Regions from separate parts of the Homo sapiens genome. Here regions 1 and 2 are each linked to region 3. The links are chromatin contacts, found by Hi-C or POLR2A ChIA-PET in ENCODE. All regions are on one chromosome and are shown on one strand. The core of a region is the stretch at or near the end of the contact, and the rest is flanking DNA. Distances in the headings are between cores, read along the strand shown.

Region 1 (4,618 bases), core at 843-3,342, 700 kb before region 3:
CACCCTGACACAGGCTAGACTTGCCACTTCCTTTTATTAAGGCTGACACACTAACTGCCAAGAGTATCTCTCTTTTTGCAGTTTTACAAAGCTCAGACTTTAAAGTAGGTGATTTTCACAACTCTGTGCAATGTTCTAGCTGTTTTTCCCTTGTTGGATACTTGGCAGATCTACTTCAATATAAGAACTTATGAGCTGTCTTTTTCTTTTGTTATGTCTCTACAAGATGTCTCCTTCCTCTCCTCTCTTTTCCTTTCTTGTTAAAGCCTTGGATGTTCTAATTTTGAGGTGGCAGTGGTTTAGGTTTACCTGGTTTGTGGTGAGTGAAAAAAGCTCTTAGTCATCATAACGATGGAATTTAAGGCTTGACCATGGATGTCGGGGATTGATAATTCGGTTTGGGATTCCACAAAATGACACTGTAGATGCTAACTCCACTGGCCAGGGCTGCATTGCTTTTAATTTTCTATGCAGGTCTTGTATGACTGCCTTTGAATCTACTTTCTCAGTTACTTTTCTCTTTGACTTAGACAAGTTCCATTTTTAAATCATGACTGCTTGAAGTTAGGGGGCCTGAGATTCAGTCCCTTCTCTGCCAGTAAATGAGACACTGGTTCTGAAATGCTATCCCTCAGGACCTTGGTTTCCCCAAAAGTAAAGAGGGAAGATCAGGCTCTATTCCAGCTCTAACAGCCTGCATAATTTGGGAAGTTGTCTTTTACTATGTGCACTGTGCACTAAGGAAAGAAAAGAAGGGGGAGCCATCACCCTGGATGTGTTTTCCTCTGATGTCTCGTTTGCCTGTTTCATTATGATTCTAAGAAAATGGAGTGAAAGACGGACGAGGCTACAGAAATGATGTGTCTCTCTCATTTAAAAGTTTTTTTTTTTTTTTTACCTCTTTCTGTGCCCTCCCTGACAGTGGTTCTCTAACTTGTCCTTGTTAAAGCAAGGATTGACAAGGCCACCAAGAGAGTTTCTGGTTTAGTAGCTCTGGGGTAGGTTGGGGCCAAGACTGCACTTCTGACATCATGTGGCTGAGACTGCTGGTCTGGGGATCACACTTTGAGAACCACTGTTCTATGGAACTAGTCTCAAAGCCACAGTCTCCTAAATTCCACAGTCTCAACTTGATCTCTTTCTCCAGCACCTGACTGGCTGGTGTTCCTAGCATAGGAGACCCCATTGAATCGGCACCTCACTTTCATCCATTTGGTTTGGGCAAGAGCACCTATACTCAGACTAAGTGTCTCAGCCTCTAAACCACATTAAGCGGCCCAGGTAGAGGCACCGAACTCCATCTGGGCCAATGAGCGGCTTCCAGGGTGACCTGGAGTGGAGACAAACAGATTTCAGCCTCTCAGATTTCACCCTTTACGATAGAAACCCTCAGCTGGTGGAAGTAAGACATAAAGAAAGCTTATTCGCAGCCACAGGAAGAGAGAGGCAGAGGTTAAAAGATAAGTTGAGATGAGAGAAGCAGAAGGAGATCCTTGTTGCCCCAGTCTCCCATCTCTGTCAGCCGCCCTTTTTTGAGGCCCTGCTGCACCTGTCTTTGAATTCCATGAAGAGCTCCTGTACCCTTAAAATAAATTCCTCTGTTGGCTTAACCCAGAGGTTTTCAGGTTTTCATGTGCCTCAGCTCCCTTCATTAATATACACTGCTGGATGCCGCACCCAGAATTTCTGATTCAGCAGGTCTGGGTTGGGGTTGGGGCCTGAGATTCTGCATTCCTAGCAGGCTCGCAGGTAATGGGATGCTGCTGATCAGGGATCTGACTTTGAGAACCAGTGGCTGCAGAAGTAGCCTTAATATTTCTGCTTGTATAATAAAAACTAGGGTGTCAACGGAGCCTCCTGCTCCTCGAAGAGTTCATGTAGTAGTTTAATATTTCCACTATTCAGTCCCCACAATGACCCCTGGGGCAGAGGGGGGTGTTGCAATTCCTGATTTACAGATAAGAAAACCATGGCTGTTGGAGGTTAAGTTACCTGCTGACATCCCTCTCTTAGAGAGGGCAGAGCTGCGAGTTGAGCACAGCACTGTCTGACTTGGAAGCTCATGTTCTTAACTTGTGCTCTGTTTCACTTCCCATTGTGGCCAAACTGGATCTGTGTTGCCATCTGGACATGGCCCATGCTGAGCCCTCTGCGCTTTTGCTTAGGCCGGTCCTGCCTGGAGTGCTGTCTGCCATGGGCTCTACCCAGCCATCCTTCAGAGGCCTGTCAAAGTCTCCCTCCCATGTGCAGCATCTCCAGATTTCCTAATCTCTCTCCACTTCCTATCAAAACATTTATAACGTCTTCCTCCTTTGAGTAGCCATCACACTTTGTATTTATCTTACTATCTGTTGTCTTGTCTCGGAGTCACGTGTTTTCCCAGTTCCATGCACTGGGCTGTGAGATTCTAGAAGGTGGGAACTGATCTTACTCATGTTTGGATCACCCATTCCCTCCACTCCCAGCACCTGGCTCAGTGCCTCAAACACACCCAGCACTCAGCAGATGCCAGTGAGGTTTAACTAGAAAAAAAGAGTGGTTTGTTCTTTGGTGCAGGCTGTGGCTTAGGGAGATCACCCTGCTGGATGCTTATCAGGAGCGCTCTAGGGCCGTGGGAGGAAGGGAAGGGGAGGAGAGGATGTGGGAAAAGAGAGGGGGAGGCCACGCAGTCTCAAAACCTCAGCCTACCCCACATGGCACTCTGGGGCTAGGATGGGCCTGCAAAATTATGCAGGGATGAGGCAATGGATGAGGGCCGCCCTTGCCCCTGGACAGGGGCATGACTTTGGGCAAGGTGACTCTTTTCAGCCAACATGATTCCCAAAGAAGGCTGAGAGCTTGGGGTATGTTAGCAGAACTCCAAGCACTGGGAAGATGAGCCCTTCAGTGCCAGAGGGGAGTCTAGGGATGCCACATAATGACCACTGCATCCCTTTAAATGACCATCTTCATCTATTTGACCCTGGTGCTCCCCTTCTGCTGCCTGTTTTCTGCACCTTATACTCAACCCAGGGATTTAGGGTGGCCTCTCTGGTGTGGCAGATTACCCAAAACCCATCTCTCCTCCTTTCTCTGGCCATGATTGTACTCAAGACAGCCTCCTTTGCAGCTAGGGGTGGCCAGGTGCACAGTCCTGGCCAATGAGACCTAAGTAGAAGTCTGCTGAGGATTCCTGGGAAATTTTCCCTTCCTGATATTGTTGTTGTCCCTTCCTCCTCCTAGTTTTTTTCTTCCTGCTTGGAATGCCATCTGGAGCCCATGTGGCAGCCACAGCATGAAAGCCTCATTTCAAAGAGATGGATGCAGCTGCTGGGGTTTGTGTGTGAGTTAGCAAGGCCATATTCAGTTGAGTTCCTGTGGCTGGGGTTCTACTGTATGTGGGGATGGCGGGTGGAAATGGGGGCTGTGACAGATGCAATATACTGGAATGCCACCCACCCCTGTTGCTATGGCTATTGGGGCATTGTTCCTATATACCTGGTTATTTAGAAGCTGGAGCTGTCAGTCATAGATTATAGGTCTTGGATTTGGGGAGTTGATGAAGAGTTTTGGAGAGTAAGGAAGGGGCACTATAGGGTGGGTGTGGAGAAGGCAAGCCAGCAAGAAACAAGCATAAGAAGAGGAAATGATTAGGTCAAATCACTGCTGTCCAATAATGGTCACTTCCTACCAATTCCCAGTGTTGTGCGCACAGCCAAGTCTTTCATGGGCCTTACTCAAGACTAGGGAGGGGGCATGGGAGAGCTTAGGCTCTGAATCTTGTATTCCTCACTGATAAGCTGTGTGAGCTTGGGCAAGGCAGTTAGCCTCTCAGTTTTCATTTGAAAAAAGATGCAATGTGACATACAAATAAGAGATATGCCATGAAAAACACTGAAAATAAATAGATGAGAAATGGAAGAAAACAAGTGGACACCAGATCCAGGCCACCAGGGGTGTGCTCCAAGGTTCAGAATTGCTGTATGCCCTACAACAACGTGGCTGTCAGCTGTCCAGCAACCAGAGCAAAGAGCAGAACACATCTATGTTCTGATTCTTTTTTATGTTGTTTGTTTGTTTGTTTTGAGGTGGAGTCTCGCTTTGTTACCAGGCTAGAGTGCAGTGGTGTGATCTCAGATCACTGCAACCTTTGCCTGCCAGGTTCAAGTGATTCTCCTGCCTCAGCCTCCCAAGTAGCTGGGACTATAGGCATGCGCCACAACTCCCAGCTAATTTTTGTATTTTTAGTAGAGGCCGGGTTTCCCCATGTTGGCTAGGATGGTCTTCATCTCTTGACCTCGTGATCTGTCTGCCTTGTCCTCCCAAAGTGCAGGCGTGAGCTCCGTGCCCGGCCATATGTTCTGATTTTTTAGACTCAGAAGATCAGGCAAGGTAGTTCCCCAGTAGATTCACAGTCATTCTTGGTACAGGATTCAAGGAGAAAAATGTCTCAGAGAAAATGGGTTTTCTTTGAGAAGACACAGAAGCGATGAAGCCTGTCCTGAAGTCTTTTACATCTTGAAAAAAGTGCTTAAATAAGCTTAGAGTCCCACACTGGTGTATCAAAGGCTCTGCAAGTCTCACATCTTCCAGAGCTTCTGGAGCACAGAAGACCATCTTTGACTTCTTCTTCCTCTTG
Region 2 (4,633 bases), core at 1,628-4,127, 600 kb after region 3:
TTGGCCAATAGCTTAGCTTTTTGTCCTTCATCTGAAGTGGAAGATGTAGTTGCTAATCTCATGGTTCAAAACAGACCCAACAAGAGCCTATATATAAACAAGCAACCAACTGCTACGTGATTATACAAAAGCAAAATTAAGGCCAGGCACGGTGGTTTGCACCTGTAATCCCCGTAAGGCCAGGCACGGTGGTTTGCACCTGTAATCCCCGCACTTTGGGAGGCCGAGGCAGGTGGATCACTTGAGGTCAGGAGTTCCAGACATGCCTGGCCAACATGATGAAACCCCATCTCTACTAATAATACAAAAATGAGCCAGGCATGGTGACATGTGCCTGTAGTCCCAGCTACTCAGGAGGCTGAGACATGAGAATCGATTGAACCTGGGAAGCAGAGGTTGCAGTGAGCCAAGATCACGCCATTGCACTCCAGCCTGGGTGACAGAGCAAGACTCCATCTCAAAAAAAAAAAAAACAAAAAAACAAAAAAAAATTAATTAGAGCTACACAGAGAAGTTACTGTCGAGTGCCAAAACCTGGGTAGAGGAGTATTTGGGAGGCAAAGTACAAGGGAAGAAATGACGGGCTGGACTCAAAAGACTCCCAGGGGAGTAGACTCTGTGTGGGAGGAGGCAGGGCCTCTGGGGCCTCACCCAGGAAACTAAAGGCAGGCACGTTCTGAGGTGTTTAAAAGAAACAATGGCACAGTGAAGTCAAACCAGGTGTTCACATCATACAGACCTGGCTTTGAGACTCAACAGCACTACTCACAAGCTGAGACCTCTTGGGCTAGTTGATTTACCTCTGTCTGTCTTAGTTTCCTCACTTATAAATGGGAAATATAACAGTGTCCATTTGTAACAGGTTTATAAGGTTTAAATGAAAATGCATGTAAAGAGCTAATCATCCTTCCACACAGAATGTACCAACCTGCTTAAATTCTGCCCATGAACTCTGTCTGGCACCATCCAGAGACCATCTCTTGTTTTACTCTTCCTGGACAATTTTTATGGGCAATTTTAGGTGCTATCATGATATGACTATAATTTTATCATAGAATGGCATTATATATATGCTGCTTACATCTATGTTGTATTTAATTTTTAAAAAAATTATTATAGGAGACCATCTTTTCCCAACTAATCCCACCCTATAAGTTGAAAGCATCCACCTGAAGAGGAAAAAAGCACTGGAAGGAAAATAGGCCAACTAGTCTTTCCAACAAAGGTAGAATGTGGCCAGTACAGCACGATGATACTCACCAGCACATCCACATAGAGAACCCAGCAGTGCTCCCGAGGACTAATGCAGAGGGTCTTTAAGTCGACACTGCTTTTATTGTTAAATATCCGATAGAGGGTGTTAGCGATCTCGGTGCCAAGGTCATCACCTCCTCTACCTTCAAATTCAGGGGTAGCACTGGCTGAACTATACAAAACAGAAACAAAAAAACTGGGTGAGTCTTTCCAAGTGCAAAAAGCAAAGAGGCAAAGCTTTATTCCAGTTTCCCTGTAGAATGCTGGAAGAGCCAGCTGCTCGACAGAAAGTCACTGAGATGAGGAAAGGATGGCATCTGCCACTTTTCCTGACTCCAGACACATGTAATGAACCAGACCAGCACTGTGACCTGGATTTGTCAGTGTGTGTGATGGGATTTCCCAATAGCATCTAACAGAAGCCATCTTTAGTCAAAGAGAAACAGGAGAGTGATGGTAATGTGAACCTCGGCCGATAATAATTAACTCTCTTATCTTCAGAGTATAATAAATACTCTTCTCTGGCAGGCCTAGGAAACTGAGAGGCCTAGGGAATGAAGCAGTCTGGGTTACAGAGGGGTTTTGTCATATACACCACCTCTAGTTTCACAGCTTTAGAACACACTACGATACTCTCAATATAAAAACCACAATGTAAGTACAATAACCTTTCTGGAATAACTTAAAAGACATGTATGATAGTATGTCAGAGCTTTGTCAGAAACTTTAGATATCACTGTACTGAAGAGAAGGAAAATGAAAGAAAGCAAGGGAAAGATTGTTGGCTTGTAAGTAGTAGGTTACCTCCTTCATTTGATATTTTTCAAGAGAAAAACTTTTTTTTTCCCTTTTTGGCTTCTTGATATTTATGCCCAATAACCTCAACAAAACTAACAGGATTCAACATTAGCCACCCTAAAAACACTGAAGTGTTTAACAGGACATTTCTGAGAGTTTTTGGCTTAATACAAACAAACCCTTAATATGTATATGAGGTAAGTAACATTCTAGTAATTATTTTACTGTAACAGTAAAGGACTAGAAAGGTAAGAAGCCAGTGGTTTCAGCATGGACTCTATAAAATCACATATTAAAGCCTTCTGACCCCTTGCCCATCTGGAAGGCACCCAGCCCTGCACCAGCTACCAGAGACCTAGAGACTAAGTGAGGTGGATGCAGACCCAAAGCCAGCAGTTCCAGTGAGGTAGGGGAGTTTCACCATAGGGAGCAAACAGTGAGGTAGAAGCGGGAGTAGGGGCACAGGAGTGTCAATTAGCATTCAGGTTTAAAGGCGACCTCAAACCTGGGATGAGCAGAGCTGGTCAGGCCAGAGAGGCAGGAAGATTCCAGGCAAAGCAAAACCTGTGTGAACGCCCATGGCAGTGCCCACCCTATTTGTGTAACACTAAAAGAAATCTCACTTAGTAATATAGGTGGAAGAATGAATCCCAAATTAATCAGACTATGTTGTTACATAAAATTTTGCCTCTCTAATTATGTACTCCTCCTTTACCACTGTGAGCCAGCAGAATCCCCTTTAAAGTCCCCAAGAGAGACTTCATTACTGCCATAGCAACCTCGCTGTTCCCTGCCTTTGCTGGACTCAGGCACTGAGCCAAGAAAAGCAGCTCATTTATGGTGAAATAATCAAGTCAACAGGGACCAGGTTTTTACTTTGCACAGCCAGCAAAACACAACCTGTTTCTAATTTAAACACTAAGCAATCAATATTAAGTCCCAGGTCTTAAGTGCTTAAAAATACATCTACAGAGATTTCTGTGTACACAAATCCAGCCAGAGATGCTTACACTCAAAATGTTTACCTTTCCCTGAATGTAGTGGGCACATCCTCCTGGGTGTGACTAATTTCTTTGGGATTAATGCACTAACTCTTCTACAGCCTTGGGAGATGATTTATAGAGCTTCCCAGGTCCAACTGTCTAAATTAATCTACCTATAAAACCATGCATGCCCCTGGCCAGGCGTGGTGGCTCACGCCTGCAATCCCAGCACTTTCGGAGGCCAAGGCGGGTGGATCACCTGAGGTCGGGGGTTCGAGACCAGCCTGACCAACATGTAGAAACCCCGTCTCTACTAATAATACAAAAATTATCTGGGCGTGGTGGCACATGCCTGTAATCCCAGCTACTTAGGAGGCTGAGGCACAAGAATCACTTGAACCTGAGGCAGAGGTTGCAGTGAGCTGAGATCGCACCACTGCACTCCAGCCTGGTCAACAAGAGTGAAACTCCGTCTCAAAATAACAACAACAACAACAAACCCATGCCCCACTGGTTTTTTTTTGACACTGGGTTAAAGTGGAAATTTTTACCTATTTTTAAATGGCTTAAAACACACACACACACACACACACACACACACACACACACACACACACACACCCATTCTTCCACCATAGCCAGCAGTCAGACAGAGAGGAAGGTTTAGAGACTCATGAGCCCAAGGAACTCTCCTGTAACTGGATGGTGCCATAGCTGTGCAGTGACTCTGGGGAGGAGGCTAGGAAAACGGAAAGCAATTGTTCAGGGTGGGGGATGGGGTACAATGCTTTAAGCAACATAAGAAAGCCACAGACCCCATATTCTGCTGATGTGTGAAGACAAAGGCTGGAATAGAGAAATGAGGATTCCACTTCACTACTGGGCACTCACAGCCCAAGGACTCTTTCTGACAAATTTAGACAGAAATGTAGACCTGGAAAAGGCCTTAGAGACCATCTCCAGAGGATAAAAACCCAAATGGCTATAGGGGTCAGCAAGGTTACTACATGTATCTGAACAAAGGGCCACATATAACTAATAGAGAATGATGGAAGCTGTGGCAAACTTTCTAGCCCTGATTTAAGGTCCACCTTAAAAAAAAAAAAAATCCCTACATGAAACAAAAATCTCCCAGGTGGGATCTGACCTGTGGGATGACACTGTGAAACCCCAGATGGTCTAACTCTCTCATTTTACAAGAAGGGAGACCTTATCTTTTTTTTTTTTTTTTTAATGTTTAGCATGAGCTAGACACCACTCTTAGTACTTTAGGTGTATTAACTCATTTAATGTTCACAACAACCCTAGGAGGTATGGATTCCATTCTAGAAACAAGAAAACTGAGTCACAGAGAGGTTATGTAATTTGTCCAAGGCCACATGATGACTGTGCCTGGTAAGCTAAAATTCTAACCCAGGCAGCCTGGCCCTTATCTTCTATGCTTCCCTGTACTCTCCTTGAATCTGTAATTTGGCAAGCTTGGTTTATAGTCTAACATTAGTCAGGTTCACTTTCCTTGGTTTTACCTTTTGCCTCAGGGAAATGAATGTATGCTTTGGTCTTGGAACTTATCACTAGACAACAAATGTTGGAGTCAA
Region 3 (4,985 bases), core at 103-2,602:
CAGCCCAGGGGACCCTCTTTACAAGATAACTCAGGCAGGGTGGACATCACTGGATGGACAAGACTGGTGGGGCTGAGCTTGGGACCAGTGCCAAGGTCTGTGCAGCCAGGCTTCGGCCCCAGCCCAGGGACCGCACCCTGCTGTGAACCGTCCAGACCAGCTGGCGAGGATGACGGGGCAGAACTGGAAAGGTAAGATTTGGGCCCATCCTGGAACCAGGGTTGGGGGTCCACATTGGGTTTGGACATCACACCTGAAACCTCACCCCCCAGCCCCGAGTTTGATCTTGGAAGACCTCCTTGCCTGGGGCAGCTCAGGGCCAAGGGTGCTGACACAGAAGGGGTCCTGGGCTGAACAGGCCCCACAGCTGGTGCTCCGTTCTCCAAGTTTGGGGAAGGCAGGCCAGGGCTCACCCGCTGGGAGGAGGCAGTGGACCAAAGGCCTGTTGGCTTCTCGCTGCTGCGGCCACCAATGCCACTATTCTGACCACCGAGGCTACCCTCAGAAGACCTGCTGGAGCTCAGGGAGAGCTGTCGGTGATTTAGGGGATGGTCCCCGCAGGGTTTGGGCAGTGGTGGGTCACTCCCCGGGGAGCTAGGCCACCCACTCCCTACACTCAGGCCGATGCTGGGGGACACTCCTGGTTTGTCACCCCACTTTGGGCTTGCCAAGGAGAGGTTGTCATAATAGTCTCCATGAGTGAGGCAGGAAGGATCCTCACAGGGGCCTGGCTGGTGGAAAGCAGACATCTCAGAAGTCGCCAGGCTCTCCCTGGAACCACAGTCCTGGCTGCCATGCCTCGTGCCATGCAGGTATGGCCTGGATCTCTGCTCCTGCGGTGGGTACGGGGGCTGCCCAGCAGCGAGGGTGGTGACTGCCCCAGGTGCCCCTGTCGAGGCAGCAAGAGGAGGCTTGGCAGCACCATCCACAGTCAGCTTGCTGCCCACAACTTCCCAACGGGCCTGTGGGCCCAGGCGGCCCCCTCCATTGACAGGGCCTCTACTCCCCCTGGGCAGAGTCTCCTCCTGCAGGAGCTGCTGCTGCTGCTGCTGGAGGTGGATTTTGGCCATCTTGGTGGCGAACACCCTGCGAGTTTCCTCAAACTCGGGGTTGTTGCCTGCACCCTTGTCCACTCGGAAGAGCCCATCCTTAGAGGCCTCATACATGTTCAGGTCCTCGATGAATTTACTGGCCTCCAGGCCCAGGTCGTCATACTTATCCATGCTGCAGACAGGTGTCCGGGCCTAGCCCAGGTGCCGTGTGTGTGTGTGTGTGTGTGTGTGTGTGTGTGTGTGTGTGTGTGTGTGTGTGTGTGTGTGTGTGTTGAGGGCAGCGGGGAGATGCTGGCGAAGGGTCGGGGCTCAAGTCCGGCCCAGTACAAGTAAAGACTTCCACCTGCCTAGCGTGAAGGGCATGACCCCAGGATTTAAGAGTCCAGCCGAAGTTGAGACCTCAACGCCAGCTGGACCAAGTTTGCTTCCAACTCCCTTTCCCCTGGAGACGTCCTTGTTGGGGTAGCTGGTGGCACTTCGCCGTCCCGGGCCTGCTCAGCGGAGTTCTTTTCTCCTCTTCAAATTATAAAAGGAAAAAGAAAACAGCAAAAAAGTAAAATCACATCCTCCTTAGGCAACCAAACACGGAAACTCACAGCAAGGCAGCAGCCGACTGGGCCGGGTGAAGCTGAATCGGCCGGGAGGGCGCCGAGGCCGCGAGTCGGGCCGGAGCAAACGCGCGGCGGCTGAGGCGCAGGTACGTTCCAGGCGCTGGGTCCTCCGCTGCTTCCCCGGAGCTGCGATCCCGGCCGGCGCCTGGCAGGAACGCCGTCCGGGACGCACGGGCGGCCGAGCAGCGGCAGGAAGTTCACGGCAGCTGGGGCTGGCGGCCCATTGTCCGATGGCGGCGGCGGATCGGCGCGCGCGGGCCGGAGGGCGGCGGGACGCGGAAGTGAGTGCGCCAGGCGCAGTCCCTGCTGCTCGCTCGCCGGCTCTGCACGTCCCGAGCCCGCGCCGGGGCGGAGGGGGCGGCCGAGGGGCGGGGACGGCGCGCGGGCGGGCGCCCAGGGGCAGGCCTGCACCCGGCAGCGTGGCTGGGCCTCCTGCCCCCAGGCCTGGCTGGAGAACACCGAGGGGTGCCCCACAAGTCCGTCCCACGCTCTAGCACTGGGACTGCACGGGACTTCGCCGCCGCCACTGCCGCCCCCTGCGAGTCCTGGACCGAATTGGGTGCTCCGACCTCCCTTCCAGCCTCGGGTCCTCAGCCCGGCCCCGCCCCTGGCAGCGCTGGGCGGGGTCCTCCGCTCGGAGACGGGCGGCCTGGGTAGCCTGCATGGGCCCAACACAGGCGCTGGGAGTTTGCGAGGACTTTCGAGGACGCCGCTCCTCGCTCCACTGCCTCAGTTTCCCCGGTGGAAAGCCAGCCCTTTGTGCCTCTCGAGGCCGGCACCGTCCAGGCTGTGCCCGCCGCCCGGCTTGCCCGAGGTGCACTATTGGAGAGGCGCACGGGCGTGTCACCCATGGCTGGCCCACCGTCCTCTTTGACAGGTCGGGAGACTGAGGCAGAGAGGGGGAAATGCCCAACATGCCAACGTAACCAGCAAAGCGTAGATGGGAGCCCGGGCCCTCTGAAAGAGCGAAAAAGAAGAAAGTCTCGTTGTGCCTGCGCGCATTTCACGTCCTCAGTGCAGCAGTAAAAGCACGTGCCCTAGTAGGCTCGTTATTCGTAGAGGGACCCATCTGCAAGTGGATCCGCGCGGCTGCAGGGACACCAGGCCTGACTCCTTGGCGCCCCCGCATGGCCCGGGACTCCCTATACCAGTTCCCAGGCGATCCTGGAGAGGTTTCATTTCCCACACTACAGCCATCGTGATCCTAAGGCAAATACTAGAACAGACACTTCTCTACCTAAATCCTCAGTGCTTACCCCAGAATTAAATTGAAATCGGCCCCTTGCCGCAGCCTTCTGGGCCAGATCTAGGGATCTTCCCTCCCTCCCTGCACTCTAGCTGCAGGAGCTTCCTGGTGTCTGCCCAGAGCTTGCCCCTAAACTGAGTGGCTCATCTTTCCCATCCCTGCTGAAGTCACCTCCTCTTAGAGGCCTCCTCAGAGTGGTTCCTGTTGTTCTTTTTCAGCACCCTCTTTACTTCCTGCTCAGTTCTGATAACTATTTATAATTATTTATTTGTTGGTTAACATGCGTTTTTTTTTGTTTGGTTGGGTGGTAGGTTTCCCACTCCATTTGACCATATCTGTATGCCAAGTGCCTGGTATATATTAATAGTAGTACCTAATGGTCGAATAAGTGAATTAGTGAACCCCTATCTGCCAGAGTTGTGACAGAGAACAAATAAGATAATATATATGAATGTGCTTTATATTCTGTAAACCAGGGGTCCCCAACCCCTGGGCTACTGACCAGTACTGGTCTGTGGCCTGTTAGGAACTGAGTGGCACAGCAGGAGGTGAGAGGAGGCAAGCCAGCGAAACTTCATCTGTATTTACAGCCACTCCCCATTACTGGCATTACCGCCTGAGCTTCACATCCTGTCAGATCAGCAGTGGCATTAGATTCTCAGAGGGGTGCACAAACCTTATTATGAACTACCCTCATGAGGAATGTAGGTTGCACGCTCCTTATGAGAATCTAATGCCCGATGATCTGAGGTGGAACAGTTTCATCCCGTCTGTGAAAAAATTGGCTTCTGTGAAACTGGTGCCAAAAAGATTGAGGACCGCTGCCGTAAACCCAAAGTATGGTTAATGGACTCCATATCACCAGGGAGCTTGTTGAAAATGCAGAATCTTAGGCCCCATTGCCAACCTACTGAATCAGAATCTGCATTTTAACAAGATTTCTGGGCGGTTTATTTGCACAATAAAGTTACAGAAGCACTGCTATAAAGCACTATACTAAAATGAAGTATTTTTATTAAAAAATTTTTTTTGGTTTTTTATCTACAAGTAATACATGTTTCTATAACAACTTTGAACAATACAGACATATATAAAGTTTTAAAAGTTGCCTACCATCCCCTTTCTCAGAGGTAATCATAATTAAACACTCCTTAGGTGTTGGGTAATACTTATTAATTAAAAACTGGATTTTGGAGTGGAAGACTGGCTCACTTTGCCTGACCTCCAAATATGGCAGTTGTAGCTGACAAAGTGCTAGGAATATATGGCCATCCCTCTGCAAAGTCCAGTAAGCTCAGAGCCAGCTTCCTGGGTTTTCAGTTTGGACAGCTGGGACCCTGGTGCAGGAGCCACAGACACCAACCAGTGCTCTTACATTTGTCTTCTCTTTTCATCCTATCTTGGTGATGGCAGCAGTGGTCCATCTGGAGCAGCCACTGCCATGATGCTAGCTGCAATGGCGAGGTGAGGCCGTGACTGCATGCTCCATAGAGCTGGTAGGAGCTAGGAACAGGCAGGAGCCCCACTCCCTTCTGAGTTGGTGGGGCGGGAGCCCTGCCTTCCCAGGCACAGCTGCATCCACCCAGCTGTGGCTGCAGACCTGGGCATCCCTGTGCTCCCGGGGACCTAGAAAGCCCCCCTACTCCCACAGGCTCAGAAGTGCCTGCTCCTGTTGCCTGGCCTCTCCTGGTGCCCATTCTGATTTTGGAGCAAAGTTGAAGCTGAGCCCAGATACTGTCACGACCCAGCTGGGGGTGCACGCACTCAGGGCAGCACTGACACACCAGTCCCCTGCCGCCTCGGCCCCCTCCAGACTTTGGGTGCCGATGAGCATGGGAGGGAGGCCAGGGTGAGGCTGAGGGCAGTTCGGCATGTACCTGCAGGCACCCCTCAGCATGAACAGCCTGGGTGCCATGGGTGCCATGGCCAGCAGGTTGATGGCAGCAGGGGGCAATCAGGCTCCTGGGTGAAATGGGATGGGTCCCCAGTGAAGCCCCCTTCAAGACAGGGACAGCCTGAAACCTAGGGGCTGAGCTATCAGTCCTGCAGACTGGAGTGAGAATTTATGGTGCTTTT

Evidence for each region. Hi-C counts contacts between places; a loop is a spot of excess contacts on that map. ChIA-PET counts read pairs that join two places held with the same protein, here RNA polymerase II (POLR2A). Pooled maps may share reads with other maps.
Region 1: a loop to region 3 is called in a pooled map, with 2.4 times the contacts of the local background. The contact joins the enhancer-like site here to the promoter of LIMD1 in region 3. A Hi-C loop is called at or near these places in 1 of 50 pooled maps. POLR2A ChIA-PET finds 5 or more read pairs at or near these places in 2 of 52 experiments (activated CD4-positive, alpha-beta T cell and naive thymus-derived CD8-positive, alpha-beta T cell).
Region 2: a loop to region 3 is called in a pooled map, with 2.2 times the contacts of the local background. The contact joins the enhancer-like site here to the promoter of LIMD1 in region 3. A Hi-C loop is called at or near these places in 1 of 50 pooled maps. POLR2A ChIA-PET finds 5 or more read pairs at or near these places in 3 of 52 experiments (CD8-positive, alpha-beta memory T cell, Panc1 and activated T-cell).

Annotation. Positions count from the first base shown.
Region 1 is chr3:46,295,714-46,300,331 of GRCh38, reverse strand. No RefSeq gene overlaps it. Among named protein-coding and RNA genes, the nearest start is that of CCR3, 56 kb to the right of the region's middle. Within about 2 kb of position 2,092, at least 5 of the 41 ENCODE cell types and tissues checked have a DNase peak (open chromatin) inside an H3K27ac peak, as active enhancers do.
Region 2 is chr3:44,993,880-44,998,512 of GRCh38, reverse strand. EXOSC7 (exosome component 7) reads right to left here. Exons shown (of 8, transcript NM_015004.4): 4 at 1,261-1,426. Among named protein-coding and RNA genes, the nearest start is that of EXOSC7, 20 kb to the right of the region's middle. Within about 2 kb of position 2,877, at least 10 of the 41 ENCODE cell types and tissues checked have a DNase peak (open chromatin) inside an H3K27ac peak, as active enhancers do.
Region 3 is chr3:45,591,118-45,596,102 of GRCh38, reverse strand. It overlaps LIMD1 (LIM domain containing 1), which reads right to left and starts at 1,352. Exons shown (of 8, transcript NM_014240.3): 1 at 1-1,352. The coding sequence starts at 1,223. RefSeq lists an enhancer at 1,476-1,645 and silencers at 1,736-1,865, 1,876-2,345.